Linked DNA regions of Homo sapiens: region 2 is linked to region 1. The links are chromatin contacts, found by Hi-C or POLR2A ChIA-PET in ENCODE. All regions are on one chromosome and are shown on one strand. Each heading gives the region's core, a stretch centred on a gene start or an enhancer-like site at or near the end of the contact. The rest is flanking DNA. Distances are from core to core; before and after follow the strand shown.

What was found. A loop is a pair of places that touch in the nucleus more often than their neighbours do. ChIA-PET counts read pairs that join two places held with the same protein, here RNA polymerase II (POLR2A). Pooled maps may share reads with other maps.
Region 2: a loop to region 1 is called in a map of posterior vena cava, with 4 times the contacts of the local background. The contact joins two enhancer-like sites. A Hi-C loop is called at or near these places in 7 of 168 maps with a recorded cell type or tissue (Caco-2, HepG2, MCF 10A and 3 more) and 4 of 50 pooled maps. POLR2A ChIA-PET finds 5 or more read pairs at or near these places in 2 of 52 experiments (MCF 10A and WTC11).

What each region holds. Positions count from the first base shown.
Region 1 is chr15:80,973,582-80,981,265 of GRCh38, forward strand. MESD (mesoderm development LRP chaperone) reads right to left here. Exons shown (of 3, transcript NM_015154.3): 3 at 2,171-5,896. The coding sequence ends at 5,638. Among named protein-coding and RNA genes, the nearest start is that of MESD, 12 kb to the right of the region's middle. RefSeq lists silencers at 3,987-4,281, 5,147-5,441. Within about 2 kb of position 4,135, at least 6 of the 41 ENCODE cell types and tissues checked have a DNase peak (open chromatin) inside an H3K27ac peak, as active enhancers do.
Region 2 is chr15:80,656,402-80,664,085 of GRCh38, forward strand. It overlaps the pseudogene RNU6-380P. Among named protein-coding and RNA genes, the nearest start is that of ABHD17C, 35 kb to the right of the region's middle. Within about 2 kb of position 3,115, at least 2 of the 41 ENCODE cell types and tissues checked have a DNase peak (open chromatin) inside an H3K27ac peak, as active enhancers do.

The DNA.
Region 1 (7,684 bases), core at 2,885-5,384:
GGGATTCAGGGAATATGAACTTCTAAGCACAAGGACATAAATACCAACCACAGACTGCAGGAGAAGGTGGTGAATCTGCCCCTGGCCCTGCCAGCCCCGCCTCACTGCCTCACCCTATTCACCCCCTCGACAGATCCTGTCTTTATTTAGAATGCTCATCTTTTATTCATCATGGTTTTTGTTTTTTTTTTAAAGAAAACATTTTTTGGTTTTTAAAAATATTGCATTAAAATACTATTTAATTACCGAGTTTTGTGCTGCCCTTCAAATTGTGTGCCTGGGGCAAGTGCCTCCTGCCTTTGCCCAAAGCCACATATTGCATGACCTTTCTTCTCCGGAGATCGGAAGAGAAAGGGTTACTACAGAGTGAAGCAAAGAACATCCCAGCCTTTCCCTTCCTGAGGAAGGGACTCTCTGCTATCACGGGGGAACTCTCTGAAGTCTTGGCAATCATTTTTCCTTGTAATAGCAATTATGGTTCCCCCCCCCACTGGGGAGAAGAACCCTAGTCTAGGACACTCAGGAAAGCCACAGGAGAGCAGAGGCTACCTGTCAAGCAGAGCCACACACAGCCTTGTCTGAGCCCCTCTCCTTTCCGGTTCAGCTATAGGAAAGCTGAGAGAAGGCAGTACTCCGCCCTGGAACTGCAGCTCCTGGCGAAGCAGACAACGCTCAGATACGGAGGGAAAAGAGCCAGCGAGAATTCACCTGTGACACTTGTACAGGCTGAGGTCTAGGAAAAGCTGTGTCTGCCTAATAAGCATGAATAAGAGAGGGAAAAAACAAAGATGTGGCATCTACCCAAACATTTTGGAATTAGAAAACAGCAGCAATAAAAGAATGTAGCACACAAATACAGATAAATATTCAATCCTGGGGGAAAATATAACCCAAGGTGAAGATTCTCCATTTGGATTTTTTGAGTAATAGAAGTTAATAAAAACTTGAATTTTAATAAAAACAGCTCAAACATGAGATAAAAACGGAATATTTAAAAATATAAAATGTGTATCAGAGCTAAAAAAAAAAAAGAAACCCAAGATACCAATACAAAACTAAAGTTAACAGAAGATAAATTTTTCCAAAATAATGGGGGAGGGGGGAGCTGAATCTGCAATCAATTAGAAATTACACAGCATGCTCTAGAAGGATTAAGAAAAAAGATTCAGAAAAAAAAAAAACAACACTAAGACTTTTCCTAGAAAAATTACTAAATGTTAAGTATGAGTTGCATAAGTAAAAAGGAGCTGAATGCTATTTATTAATTTTAAAAAATTATTTAAAATTTTTAAAATTTTTCAATTAAAAAAAGAATGAAGAATCCCTAAGGAGTCTAAGAAAAAGCAGTCATAAAGGAAAAAAATTTTTAAATCAGTTACAAAATCCCCCAAAACAAACAAAGAAACATAAAATCAAATTTAAAAAAAGAAAAAGAGAAAAAGCAGTCACTTCTAGGGGAAAGACAGGGGTGGCCTCACACCTCTCCAGTGGAGCCATGTGTAAGAAGAGCTGAAAGGTAGAGCTGGGCGTGGTGACTCACAACTTAATACCAGTGAATCGGAGGCCGAGGCAGGAGGATTGCTTGAGGACCAGCCCAGGCAACATGGTGAGACACCTCCATTTCTCCAAAAAAAAAAAACAAAAAAAAAAAAACCTAGCCAGGCATAGTGGTGCATGCTTGTAGTCCTAGCTACTCGGGAGGCTGAGGCAAGAGGATGGCTTGAACTCAGGAGTTTGAGGCTGCAGTGAGCTATGAACACACCACTGCACTCTAGCCTGAGTGAGACAGCAAGAGACCCTGTCTCTTAAAAAACAAACAAACAAACAAAAAACTTCCAGGGAAAAAAGCAAGGCTCAGAAATGTCCTACCCTGCATGCTCTTGTCCAAGCATAAAGGCGGACACTGTGGGTGCAGAAGGTGGATATTATGTATCTTGTCAGTATACAAACACTATTAAACAATAATCAGGGACACAGGAAAAAGTTTGTGAGTTCCTTTCCCTTGTTCAGTGGTTAATGCATACTAAGTTGGTTTAATTTAAAAAAAAAAAAGAGGTTTAACAGTATAAGGGAAACCACCAGAAGTACAAAAGCCACAGTATCACCATCAAAACCAGAAAGCCTGAGGATGAAGAAGGAAAGATGTGTATATCTGATACAGGTTTCATAATTGATAGTCAAAAGATATCATCCAAATTTATTAGATCACTAGATATTAAAACAAACAAGACAAAAAGGAAGACAAATTCATTAAAAACAGGACATTTCTCCCAGCTATTTGGGAGGCTGTGGTGGGAAGATCAATTGAGCCGGTAGGTAGAGACTTCAGTGAGCCGTGATCCTACTGCACTCTAGTGAGGGCAACAGAGTGAGACCCTGTCTCAAAAACAAAAACAAATGACATTTCTCTTAAAAAATTTTTGTTTCGTTTTTTTGAGACAGAGTCTCATCCCGTCATCCAGGCTGGAGTGCAGTGGCCTGATCTTGGCTCACTGCAACCTCCGCCTCCCGGGTTCAAGCCATTCTCCTGCCTCAGCCACCTGAGTAGCTGGGATTACAGGCCCGCACCACCACACTCGGCTAATTTTTAGTAGAGACAGGGCTTCACCATGTTGGCCAGGCTGGTCTCAAACTCCTGACCTCAACTGATCCACCCACCTCGGCCTCCCAAAGTACTGGGATTACAGGCGTGAGCCACTGTACCCAGCCCAACATTTCTTTTGCTCATGAATCTGCAGACTGGGCAGACTGTTTCTCAGCTCAGCTTATGTTGGCTCCCCTCAGTGTCAACTAGGATTGCTTGAAGGCTGGGGCTGGAAATGTTTAAATCTTATCCACATGTCTGTGCCTGGGCTGGGAAGACTCATGCAGCTGGGGTTGGAGCAGGTGGGCCTCCTGGGTATCCCTCTCTCTACGTGAAACACTGTACGCAGCCTCTCCAGTATGGTGGCTTCAGGGTAGCCAATTAAGATATGGTTTTACAATCTATTAAACTGGTAAATGTGATGCCCAAGGCTGGCAAGGATAGATCTATTGTTGGCAAGGGTAAGCTGACTAAACCACTTGGGAGGGCAATTTGGCAATACACACCAAAATGTTAAATTCCGTTTGCTCTAATAATTCTACTGCTAGGAATTTACCTTTCAGATATAAACAAAAGTGTACCGAAATATTTTGTATGAAAATGTCCACTGCAGCACTGAATATACCAGCAAAAAATCTGAACACTCAAGTGTCCATCAGCAGGGACTATGCAGTGAAACAGTGGTTCAAACCTCACCATCACCCTGCTGATGTAGGACACCTTCAGCTATGGCCTGCACTACTGAAGCACCTCCCAGCTCACGGCTCACACCTGCTGGGGTCCTCTTCTGATCACTTCTCCTGTGCAACCAGTGCAACCTGGACTGCCTTTCACACCCACCCCATCACAATTAAGATCCACCAGGGCGTCCCAAACTCCTACCAAACTCCATGTGCTACGCTCCTCCAACCTGGGCCTGCACTGGGCCCCAGCCTCCCCGCTGGCCTTCCTGCTGCCTCTCCCTCTGCCACTTCTAGCCACAGGGTCTTAGCTCAGACTGTTTCCTCTGCCTGCCTTACTCTATTTCTCCTCTCCTCCTCTTGCCCTCAGAGAAGGCCTCTGGTTTTCTTAACCTGGTCAGGGAAGATTCTACCTCCCCCTACCCTGCCCCTTTCATACTTCTAACAGCTGCCATTTTACTTTGTACATTACTGACATTTGTCTTCCCCCACCGAATCATTGAGTTTTACGATAGCAGAGGCTGTATCTACACCGTCCTGGCACCTTGTAGTACCTAGTACATAACAGACACACAGAAACTACTGGGTGAAGTGGGGGCACACTGCACAGGAAACAATGAGACAGATCTGCACATTCTGACATGGGAAGGCTCCTAAGTGGAAACAGAAGGTACAGGGCGGAGTGAAAGCTTTGCTACCTTTTGCTTAATTAAAGCAATTATCTCATCAAAACAGCTGCTTTATACTGGGCCATTATGGCTATGCAGGACAGTAACCCCATCAAACTGCCCTGAGTACAACAGAAAAAGCCCACAGACAGGGCTTGGTTCAGCCACGGCATGATTCAGGGACTCGTTTATGCCACCAGGGTGTGGCGCTCTCTCCCCACTGTCAGACAGTTCTCTTCTCCAAGGGCGGGGCCTACAACAGCTCCCGCTCCAGGTTCAAGATGCAGGAGGAACAAGAAAAGCCTCTTTCAGGGCCTAGTACCCTAGTACGGTAGATCACACAGGCCTCACCCTGGAGAGGGCATGGCCTGGAGGGTGGGGGGACTGCAGGGCAAATGTCCCATCCAAAGCAGAGAACTGAGAATGCAGAGGGTGTGGTTCTTTCGAGGGAAATGTGAGCAGCTACCAAATTAAGGGGAAACAGATGCTGTGAGGCCAAAACAAACATACATCACCATAAGTACATTTACATAAGTAAATGTACTTTTTTTTGGTGGATGGGCAGGGAGGGGGATGTGGGGGCACAAATTGTTAACAGCAGCTTCCACTGGGACAAGCTACCACCGGCGGCAAGAGAGGGATACACTTTTCACTTTGTACCATTCTTTAACACTGACATTTTCTAACCATGTAATGTGCTACTTTTAATTTATTAAAATCACAATTGAGGGTTTTTCCCAAAGAATTTTAGTTCTTAGAAATGACATCTGTATATAAATGTTCTAACTCTTATTCACAGTAGGCTCTAACATGAACGGCAAAATCAGACATCAACAGTAGCACATCATGTTACTCTATACGAAAGCACAGATTTAGGCACTTTATCAAAGAAAAATGTTTAGAAACAAATGAGGTTATTGAGTCGTCTGTCACACTCTGCAAAGGACTCTGATTCCCTACTTAAATCCTTTAAAACTGTCACATTAAATGGAACATATAACCCCTCGACACCAGCAGTACTCTTTCCTAAATAAGGAAACAAAACAGAACCCCTAACTTTACAGACCACATAAAACCTGACAGACACCAAGAGTTCTCTTACTGATGAGTAAGATTCAAGTCAAAGAAATTCAAAACTACTTAGGATTTCAAGTGACATATTTTCTATTCTCCGCATTTCCTGCATAGATTTTGGATTTACACACCCTGGCTTCCTGGCTACAGACATCTGAGTTCACAAAGCATATTTTACCTTTAACATAATGAAAATGATGTATATGGCATGAAGAGTTTACTCAATTAAGTCAAGAGTTTTAAAGTCTTCTCTGATCAGAATTTGCTATCTGATCAGAGCAGGCCACCCAATCACAGCAGGTGCTTGGAGGGGAGTGGAATCTCAGTAGAGTTGATGACTCACCAAGTGTAAATGGGAAAAAGCAACACAGTCACATTTCCATGTAAGGAGATTTTATAGTAAACATGAATTTGTCAGTGTCCAGTATTAATTAGAAAACATCTGTCTTCTTACTTGAAGCCTATTAAGCAGTAATTCTTTGACCACAAACTGGTCATGTGGCAGACCCTTTCTAGAAGACACTAGAATGTCATCCGGTGTGCAGTTGCCTGAGACCACTCCCACCCCAGGAGCTGGGCAAAGAGCTCTCCACGTCCACCTGTCCCCCCACAGCGCGTCACTGCTGCCCCATCACAGGTCTTCTCTTTTATTCCCAGCTCGATTTTCTTCCTTGGAAGACCGAGATTTCAGATCTCCTTCCTTCTTTTTTTTGCCCTTGTCTTGCTTTGTTTTATTTTTCTCTTTGCTTCCTCCTCCTTTGCCGGGGTACACCTGGCCCTCCAGAGTTACATCAGCACACCTGTCTTGACCGACCAAAAAGTCCTTGATCTCCCAGGCGTAGCTCCCATCGCGAAGCATGAAGATAGCACGGTCTGATCCCACAATGAACCTTGGGCAGAGAGATGCAATCAGTCAGCCAGCACGTACTAGTAAGGTGCTAAGGGGTCAGAGCAATTCTCTGGCACTTATCAGTTTATTTCAAATTCTACATGAATATGGAATGAAAAATTGGATTTTCCAAAGCCTAGCAGCTACTGATATCTCATGTATTAAAATACTAGCTTGCTGAACTATTAAACATCCAGCTCAGATCAAAATAGAAACAGACACTGGATGTTCCTTTGTTGTATAAATGGATGCCCGTGTTAAAAGTGAACATTTGGAAAACCTCCCTAGGACACTGCAGAGGTGGCTCAGGGGCTGCTGCTGGGGAGGTAAAGAGGCAGCTTCGATCTGATCTGTATCTGTTTTATATTCTAGAGTGTCCAGTTACACTTTTATGGGACAAAAGACTTCTGCTGATAAAGGTGGAAAACCAATGGCTTAGAGTGGGTCATGATAAGAGGCTATGAAGGACTCAAGAGGACACTTGGTTGTTGGACAAAAATCCTAGCCCTTGAGCTTAGCAGCAAGCTGCCCAGCTCGTCCACACTCGAAAGGTCCCAAGGAACAAAGCGGAAAGAATGAGGCCTGGGTGGAGCCCTAGTGTGGCCAGCGGGCAAGATTCTTCTGTTCCTTAGGGACTACACCACGCGTTCCCCCTTCAGTTTCTAATGCTCCCACCACTCCACAGAGACCAGTGGGCCTTCTGGAGCAGACATCACCAAGACATTTATTTGTTCTGTCTAGGTGTCTATTTAAGCTAATTGAAAATATTTTGCTGGCCGGACACTCTCTAAGTACTCCTCCCATTTCTTGTCATTGCTTTTATATTTCCTAAACCAGAATATTTGCAGACCCCAAATTTCAGAACTGTTTTTGAGGAAAAAGAAGCAGATTTCTTAAAATTGTACCTCAGGACCATACTCAAGTGTGAAAACTGAGCCTCTTCATACTAAATTAGTTATCGGTTAACAGCATGGTCCAAGCTCTATGTGTGAACATAGCTACACACAAAGCACTTTCCACTGAGCAGAAACTTCTAGCTGAAGCTGTCAAACTATTAACTTTGTCCCTCAAAGAGTCTAAACTAAGCTATACACCCTTCTGTTCAGATGAAATAAAAGCTAAAGATCCAAAGATAAATAAAACTTTAGGATCAACTGAGATATTAAAAAAAAACACACACTAGGCATGGTTGCCAGTGACAGTAATCCTAGCACTTTGGGAGGTTGAGGTGCAAGGATCACTTGAGGCCAGCAGTTCAAGATCAGCCTGGGCAACATAGTGAGACCTCGCCTCTTCAAAAAATAAAAACAAAAACTTAACTGCTTTTACCAACAATAAATGCCCTTTTTTTTTTTTTTTCTTCCCCGAGATGGAGTCTTGCTCTGCCGCCAGGCTGGAGTGCAGTGACGCAATCTCGGCTCACTGCAACCTCTGCCTCCCAGGTTCAAGCGATTCTCCTGCCTCAGCCTCTGGAGTAGCTGGGATTACAGGCGTGCATCACCATGCCCCGCTAATTTTTCTGTATTTTTAGTAGAGACAGGGTTTCCCCACGTTGGCCAGGATGATCTTGATCTCCTGACTTCGTGATCCGCCCACCTCAGCCTCCCAAAGTGCTGGGATTACAGAAGTGAGTCACTGCACCCGGCAACGCTCTTCTTTACATTAAAAAAATCTAGATAGGCTGAGTGCAGTGGCTCACACCTGTAATCCTAGCACTTTGGGAGGCTGAGGCAGGCAGATCACGAGGTCAGGAGATTGAGACCATCCTGGCTAACACGGTGAAACCCCG
Region 2 (7,684 bases), core at 1,865-4,364, 320 kb before region 1:
AACCCTGGGGCGCTGTGCTGGACCCCCCTACCTCACAAAGTGTCCTTACCTACTATGAAATCCTCTGGTACAGTGGATTAATTACAGCAGTGATATGGTTTGGCTGGGTCCCCACCCAAATCTCATCTTGAATTGTAGCTCCCATAATTCCCATGTGTTGTAGGAGGGACCCAGTGGGAGATCATTGAATCATGGGGGCAGTTTCCCTCATACTGCTCTTATGGTAGTGAATAAGTCTCATGAGATCTGATGGTTTTATAAGGGGAAACCCCTTTCACTTGGCTCTCATTCTCTTCTCTTGTCTGCCACCATGTGAGACATGCCTTTCACCTTCTGCCATGATTGTGAGGCCTCCCCAGCCATGTGGAACTGTGAGTCCATTAAACCTCTTTCTTTTGTAAAATTGCCCTAGTCTTGGGTATGTCTTTATCAGCAGCATGAAAATGCACTAATACAAGCAATCACATGCTGCAAGTGGCAAGGCTGGTTGTATCACATCCCGAATCTAGATCAGAATTCTCTACTGCTCTGGGCTCTGGCCAAGAAGTCCCAGCCATTGGAATTCAGTCTCTCTTGTGGGACTGTGATAAGGCTCGGGAGGCACATGGGCAAGAAAATGAGAGGTGGAGACATTAGTTCCTGATTGCTCTTTTTTTGCTGTTCCCCCCCGCCTCAAAACTAGTATTTTTTTTTTCCATACAACATCTGTTTTCAGTGATGGCCCATCTCTTTTCTCCTTTGTAAATAGAGTGTACCTTTCCTTTGAGCTCTACCTCCAGGTATGTAATATTATGTGTATCCCACCCTGATCCTAAGAATGTTTCCGTTTAATGACTGACAGCACATTGAAATAGCTCATTCATCTAGGATATTCTTTTCAACATTTATTTGTATTGGATTTAGGAGGAACTTAGAATTCCTGTGTTAGCAGTTGGGAATGTAAAGTTAATTTTTTTGCCATCTGCCATTTCTTTAAAAAGTCTAGGCCAGCACTGTTGAATAGAAACACAAGGTGAGCCACATATATAAGTTTACATTTGCTAATAGCCACATTGCAAAAACAAACAAACAAACAAACAAACAAACAAACAGGTGGAAGCCAGGCAGCCAGGTGTTCAGGCATGTGTCTGTAGTCCCAGCTACTCAGAAGGCTAGGGTAGGGTATCGCTTAAGCCCAGGAAATTGAGGCTGCAGTGAGCCAATATCACACCACTGCACTCCAGCCTGGGTGACAGAGCAAGGCCCTGTCTCTTAAACAAACAAACAAACAAACAAAAACTTACAGAAGGAGCAGGATTGAAAAAAACTAAGTAAATAAATAGGGAGAGGGAAAGAGGTGAAGTCAATTTTAATTTTTTTTTTTTTTTTTGGGGAAGGAGTCTTACTCTGTCACCCAGGCTGGAGTGCAGTGGTGCAATCTTGGCTCACTGCAACCTCCACCTCCCAAGTTCAAGGGATTACCCAGCCTCAGCCTCCCTTGTAGCTGGGACTACAGGTGCGTGCCACCGTGTCCTACTAATTTTTGTATTTTTAGTAAAGATGGGGCTTTACCATGTTGGCCAGGCTGGTCTCAAACTCCTGACCTCAGGCGATCTACCCGCCTTGGCCTCCCAAAGTGCTGCGATTACAGGTGTGAGCCACCGTGCCTGGCCAATTTTAATATATTTAATCCAAGATATCTAAAATGTTTTCTTTTTTCCCCTTTATTTTTAAATTTTTTTAGAGACAGGAGTCTTGCTCTGCCTCCCAGGCTGGCGTGCTGTGGGGCAGTCATTGCTCACTGTAGCCTTGAATTCCTGGACTCAAGAGAACCTCCCATCTTAGCCTCCTGAGTAGCTGGGACTACAGACATGAGCCACCACGCCTGGCTTAAATATTTTCCACATTTTATCCTAGCCACCTTTCAAGAGCTTAATAGTTGAATGTGGCTAGCGGCTATCATATTGGAGAGTTCTGATCCAGACTCATTCCCAGTAATTCTTCATATCCACGCAGAACTTTAGAGGCTACAAAAATCCCCCTACACCTTCTCTAGTTTGTTTCTTGAAAATGTGATCAATGGATTTATGACCTCCCTGTTGGAGATCAGAAACTGAAGATCAGAGATATGAACTGATTTTCCCAAGATAACCCAGCCAGTCTGAAAGTAGCAGAGGTGGAACCCAGATCTGGCCATTCAGAGTCTAATTCTGTAATGAACAGAGCAGTAATTCCCAAACTTGTCTGTATATTCAAATCACTTGGAGATCTTTAAAATTTCCAAAGTCTAGCCACACCCTAGATGAATTAAATCACAAGATCTGGGGTGGGACACAGGCGTCATTAGTTTCTGAAGCTCCGTGATGGCGTCACTGGGCAGCCACTTTTGGGAATCACTGGTATACATTCTTGTTCCTCAAAGTGTGGCCCATGGACTCATAGTATCAGCATCACTGGGGAGCTCGCCTTGTCAGAAAGCCATCTTCTCAAACCCACCCCAGACCTACTGAATCAGAACCTACCTTTTAACAGGATCTTCCAGATGATTCCAGTGCATGATAAAGCTTGAGAACTCTAAAGCATAGCATACTCCTTTTAGGTGAAATAAAATATAGTCCAGTACATTTTCATTATGGAGTTTATTGAAAAAGGCAGTAACCATGGTTTCATATTGGTAGCCATTATGTTTTCATTAAATTAATATTATATAATTAGGGTGCTGCTTTCTTGGTTTTATTATGACTGTATTTCTGAATGATTATTATACACTCCCTTTCTATTGCACAGAATTGATGTAAGAAGACTAGGGAAATTGCCCTGAATCTCTTTCCATGCATTTCTCTCAACCTTTAAATGCACCTTTATTTAACAACAAAAGTTCAACTTTTTCCCCCTCATTCAATCAGCAGACTTTTACCAAGAACTTATACTGTATATGATGTTGAGAGGTGAGATGAGAAATAAAAAAAAAAACCACTTCAAGTCTTTTTGTATGTTTTCAAGAGGCTTACAGTTTGTAGCAAAAAGCTAGCACATGCACCCAAATGGCTGTAAAATAAGAGAACACAGGGCACACCATGAGGGTGTGTAGATAAGGTGCCCTGTGATTCAGGAATAGGAGAGGCCACTTCCTGCTACTAGGATTAGGGAAATTGCCATGAAGGAGGTGACCTTTGTGTTAAAGGATTTGGACATTCAGAGGGGAGGGAAGCTGTTTTTACAAGAGAGAACGACCTCCCAGGATGGCTTCAATCATTAGGTGAATACTGATATGTATTAGTCAGAATGCCTGGTAGTAAGGGACTGATATCCTACTCAACCTAGTTAAAGCTGGAAGGAAGATTTTGGGCTCAGAGAATCTACAGATGTGAACAATCAAACTGTGGAGAGGACTCTGGAACATTGGGAACCACAGACTCAAAAGCTTCCAGAACTCTTTCTTCCTATTTTTTTCTTTATGTCAGTTTCATCTTTTCTTCCTTTAGACTGGCTTTTTCAACATGAGAGAAGCATGGCTGCAAACCACTCCTGTCTATTTACATCCTACACCTTCCAATACCAGAGAGTGAAATCCCAGATTTTTGGTAACTGCTTCAAAATAATATGACGACGGAGGAAAAAGATGGATGTATGGCTGAACCAAGATAGGTCAATGAATCATTGTTGAAGCTGGGTATTACACAGATGGGAGTCTGTTATGCTATTCTGTTTGTTTGTTTTTTTAAGACCCAGGACAACACACTGAACATTATGCTATTCTGTAGACTTTTGTACATGCTGGATGTTTAAATTTTAAAAACATCCCCATGAAGCAATCATACTTAGCTTCTCTTGAGTCAGACACCTGCCTCTGGATCAGGCAACAGTGGCCAGGGAATGTGGTGATGGAGGAACTTGGCAGTTCCAAAGAGAGCCTCATGGTGGGGACTGTGAGGTAGGATAGAGGAGCTGTTCCTGGAATAAAGGAGGCTCTATTTCCAGAGGAAAGGAGGGAAGGCATCCAGGGCAGAGATGATTGATTTACAGTGACTCCACCTTGTTATTATCAGCCTCCATTTCTCTCTCCTGGGCTCTAGGCCCATATTTCTGAGAATCATCAGATTGTCCCAACTGGATGTCCCTGGGCACCTCTAAATTGACACATTTAAAATCAGACTCTTCATCATCTCGTGTTCCTGCAATGTTTTCATCTTCCACTCAGTACTCTAACCAGAAATTTCTGAGTCATGTTCAACTGATCCTGCTTCCTCACCATTCCCATATTTCAGTTTTGTCATATCTACTTCTGAAATAATTATTGACTCCATCCCTTCCTCCCTATTTCCAGCTTCGCTACACCAGGTCAGAAGTCTCCTAACCTCAAGGGCTCTGAAGTCCGCACCACCTCATACAAGACATCACAACTTTCTACAACACCTATTTAATCTTTTCATCCCTGGGCTTCAAGTCTTCAAGAATTTCTTGTGGTCTCATAACAAACATAAGGCATCATGAGCTTAAGCTCTTATAAGGTTGTTAAAAATCGGGTCTTAGATTACTTTTAAAGCTTTAAAGCTTCTCACCTCCCAATATCGTATACAGTATAAGTGCTCAGTAAAAGTCTGCTGATTGAATCAGGGGAAATGAAAGTTTAACTTTTGTTGGAAAGCAAAGGTGCAGTGTCATTTAAAGCCATTTATATTCATTAGGCTACACACAACATGCACATCTAATTCTCCTGTACTTTTGCTTATGGCTCTTCCTTCTACTAATTTATTAGTTATAATTAACAAGTAATTGTGTATTTTTGTGGAGTACAATGTAATGCTTTGATCTCCAATGTATGCATTGTAGAGATTAATCTAGCTCATTAACATATCAATCACTTTACCAACTTATCACTTTTTTGTGGTGAGAATATTAAACATCTATACTTTTAGCAGTTTTGAAATATACATTATTATTTCTTTTTTAATATTTTTTTTATTTTATTTGACTTTTTTTTTTTTGTTTTTTGACATGAGGTCTCACTCTGAGACCCAGACTGGAGTGCAGTGGTACGATCTCAGCTCACTGCAGCCTTGGTCTCCCAGGCTCAAGTGATCCTCTCACCTCAGCCTCCCAAGTAGCTGGGACCAAAGTCATGTGCCACCATGCCTGGCTAATTTGTGGTATATTTGGCAGAGGTGGAGTTTCACCATGCTGTCCAGGCTGGTCTTGAACTCCTGAGCTCAAGCAATCCACCCACATTGGCCTCTCAAAGTGCTGGGATTACAGGTATGAGCTACCGTGCCTGGTCCTGAAATATATGTTGTTATTAACTATAGTCACCATGCAATTCAGTAGATCACTATGTTATTTCTTATCTGTAGTCTAAATGAAAGTTTGTACCCTTTGACTAACAACTCCCCTTTCTCTATCCCTCCTTCTCTGTGAAGCCTCTGGTACCCACCCTTCTTTCTACTCTCCATTTGCATGTGATTGAACTTTTTTAGATTCCACATATAAGTGAGATGATACATTATTTGTTTTTCTGTGCCAGGCTCATTTCACTTAACATGATGTCCTCTGATTCCATTTGTGTTGTCTCAAATGACAGACATTCCTTGTTTTTTAAAGGTTGTATATAGTATTCCATTGCGTGTGTATATACCACATTTTCTTTATTCATTCATCCACTGCTAAACAGTTAGGTTGCTTCCTATCTTGGCTGTTGTGAATAATGCTGAAATAAACAGAGGTGTGCAGATGTCTTAGATGTTCCAATTCCAATTCCTTTGGATATATACCCAGAAACAGAGTTGCTGAGTCATATGGTAATTCTATTTTTGGTTTTTTGAGGAACCTCCACATTATTTTCCAAAATGACTGTACTTGCTCCTTCTTGATTATGGACACATTGGCTCAATTCTACAAGATTGGGCTTAAAACTCACCTCCTTCATGAAAAGCCTCTGACTTCTTCAGTAGTCACTTCCTCTTTTGTGCTCTTAGACGACCTTTTAGTATGGCACTTCTAATGCCATGCAGTAATTATCCTTTTTTTTTTTTTTTTTTGCCTTCTTATCCTCCTCCCTGGCAAAAGCCCAATTTTAATCATCATGATGTATCTCTTGTACATAATGCAACAAAAAAACATTTAAAAAATAAATTTGAAAGCTACAACACAGAATAATGGGCCCTCTTGGTTACAAGGGATCCCAGCATTCTAGTTCAGCCACCTGTGACAGATTAGACTTTGACATAATCAGCTCCAGTGAAGGGAACTCTCTCCTGAGGGAGCCCATTCTATTTTTGGAGAACTTTTGTAAGGTCCCTCCTTGTACTGACCCTTGAATCCTTCTCTCTGCAATTCTTGCCAATTAGTCCAAGTTCTAGTTCTTGGAACCTCCTGAATGACTATTGGACTTCAGAAATCAGCTCTCCTGTTCTTCAAACTAAACATCAAACATTCTTTCAAGAACTGCTCACAAGGCACAGGTTGAATTTCTAAGCTTCTGCACATGCTTCAGCTTGTCTCAATCTCTCTGTATATGTGGCTCCAGAATTGTGTATGATAACAGGTGTGGTCTGATTGGGAACAGGACATCAACAAGGAAGTCTCATGAGTAAGAAGACTCGTGAGCAATATTGAAGGCACGGCTGATGTTGTGCAATGAGATACCAATTTCCACAGCCAAGCACAGCAGCCCATGATGAAGAACAAAGGAGACAGGTGTTTGTGTTTTTATTTATTTTGAGATAGGGTGTTGCTCTGTCACCCAGGCTGAAGTGCAGTGGTATAATCACGGCTCACTTCAGTGTCAACCTCCTAGGCTCAGGTGATCCTCCTCCCATCTCAGCCTTCCAAGTAGCTGGGACCACAGGTGTACGCCACCATGGCCAGCTAATTTTTTTCATTAATATGTTTTATAGAGACATGGGTTTTACATGTTGTTCACACTGGTCTCGAACTCCTGGGCTCAAGCGATCCTCCCACTTCCTCATTCCTAAGTGCTGGGAGGGATTACAGGAGTGAGCCACTGCACCTGGCCTGCTTGTGTTTATTCAGGGCTACAGATTGGCAAGGTAAGAATAGTGAAGGATCACAGAAAAGGAACCTCTCTGGAATTCCATTTCATCCATTTATATCATGTTCTTCACACTGTCATCTTGAGAGCAGTCCCCTCATTCTTCAAAGACTTCGTCATCTAAAGTGAATTTGTTCAGACTTTCCTCTGTAAGTTTTCAGAAGTTATTGATTTTTAAAAAATCTATCCCTTCTTCTTATTTGATGTGGCAAAGAGAAAGACACTTTTCACATTATTTTCCTAACAATATGTTGCTTAAAATTTGATAAACTAGTAATTCTTTTGAAATTACACGAGGAAACAAAATAAACCTTATCTCATTAGATTTAAAAAGAATAAAATAGTGCTCACTTCAGCAGCACATATACAAAAATTGGAATGATACAGAGAAGATTAGCATGGACCCTGCATGAGTATGATACACAAATTTGTGAAAAATAAAAATAAAAACATAAAATGGAGTGTCCAAGTCACCCATGATTGGTGTTGTTCTGTAAACATGGGAGAATCAGACTCCAGGGCAGGGTGCCATGAAAGAAGGAATGGGCTTCATGGATCTCTATTCTTCACTGTAAGATTATGGGGGGTGGGGGGTGGGAGCTGGGGATCAGGGAGATGTGTGGAACTCTCCCTTCCTGGAGTGCCCATTTCAAAATT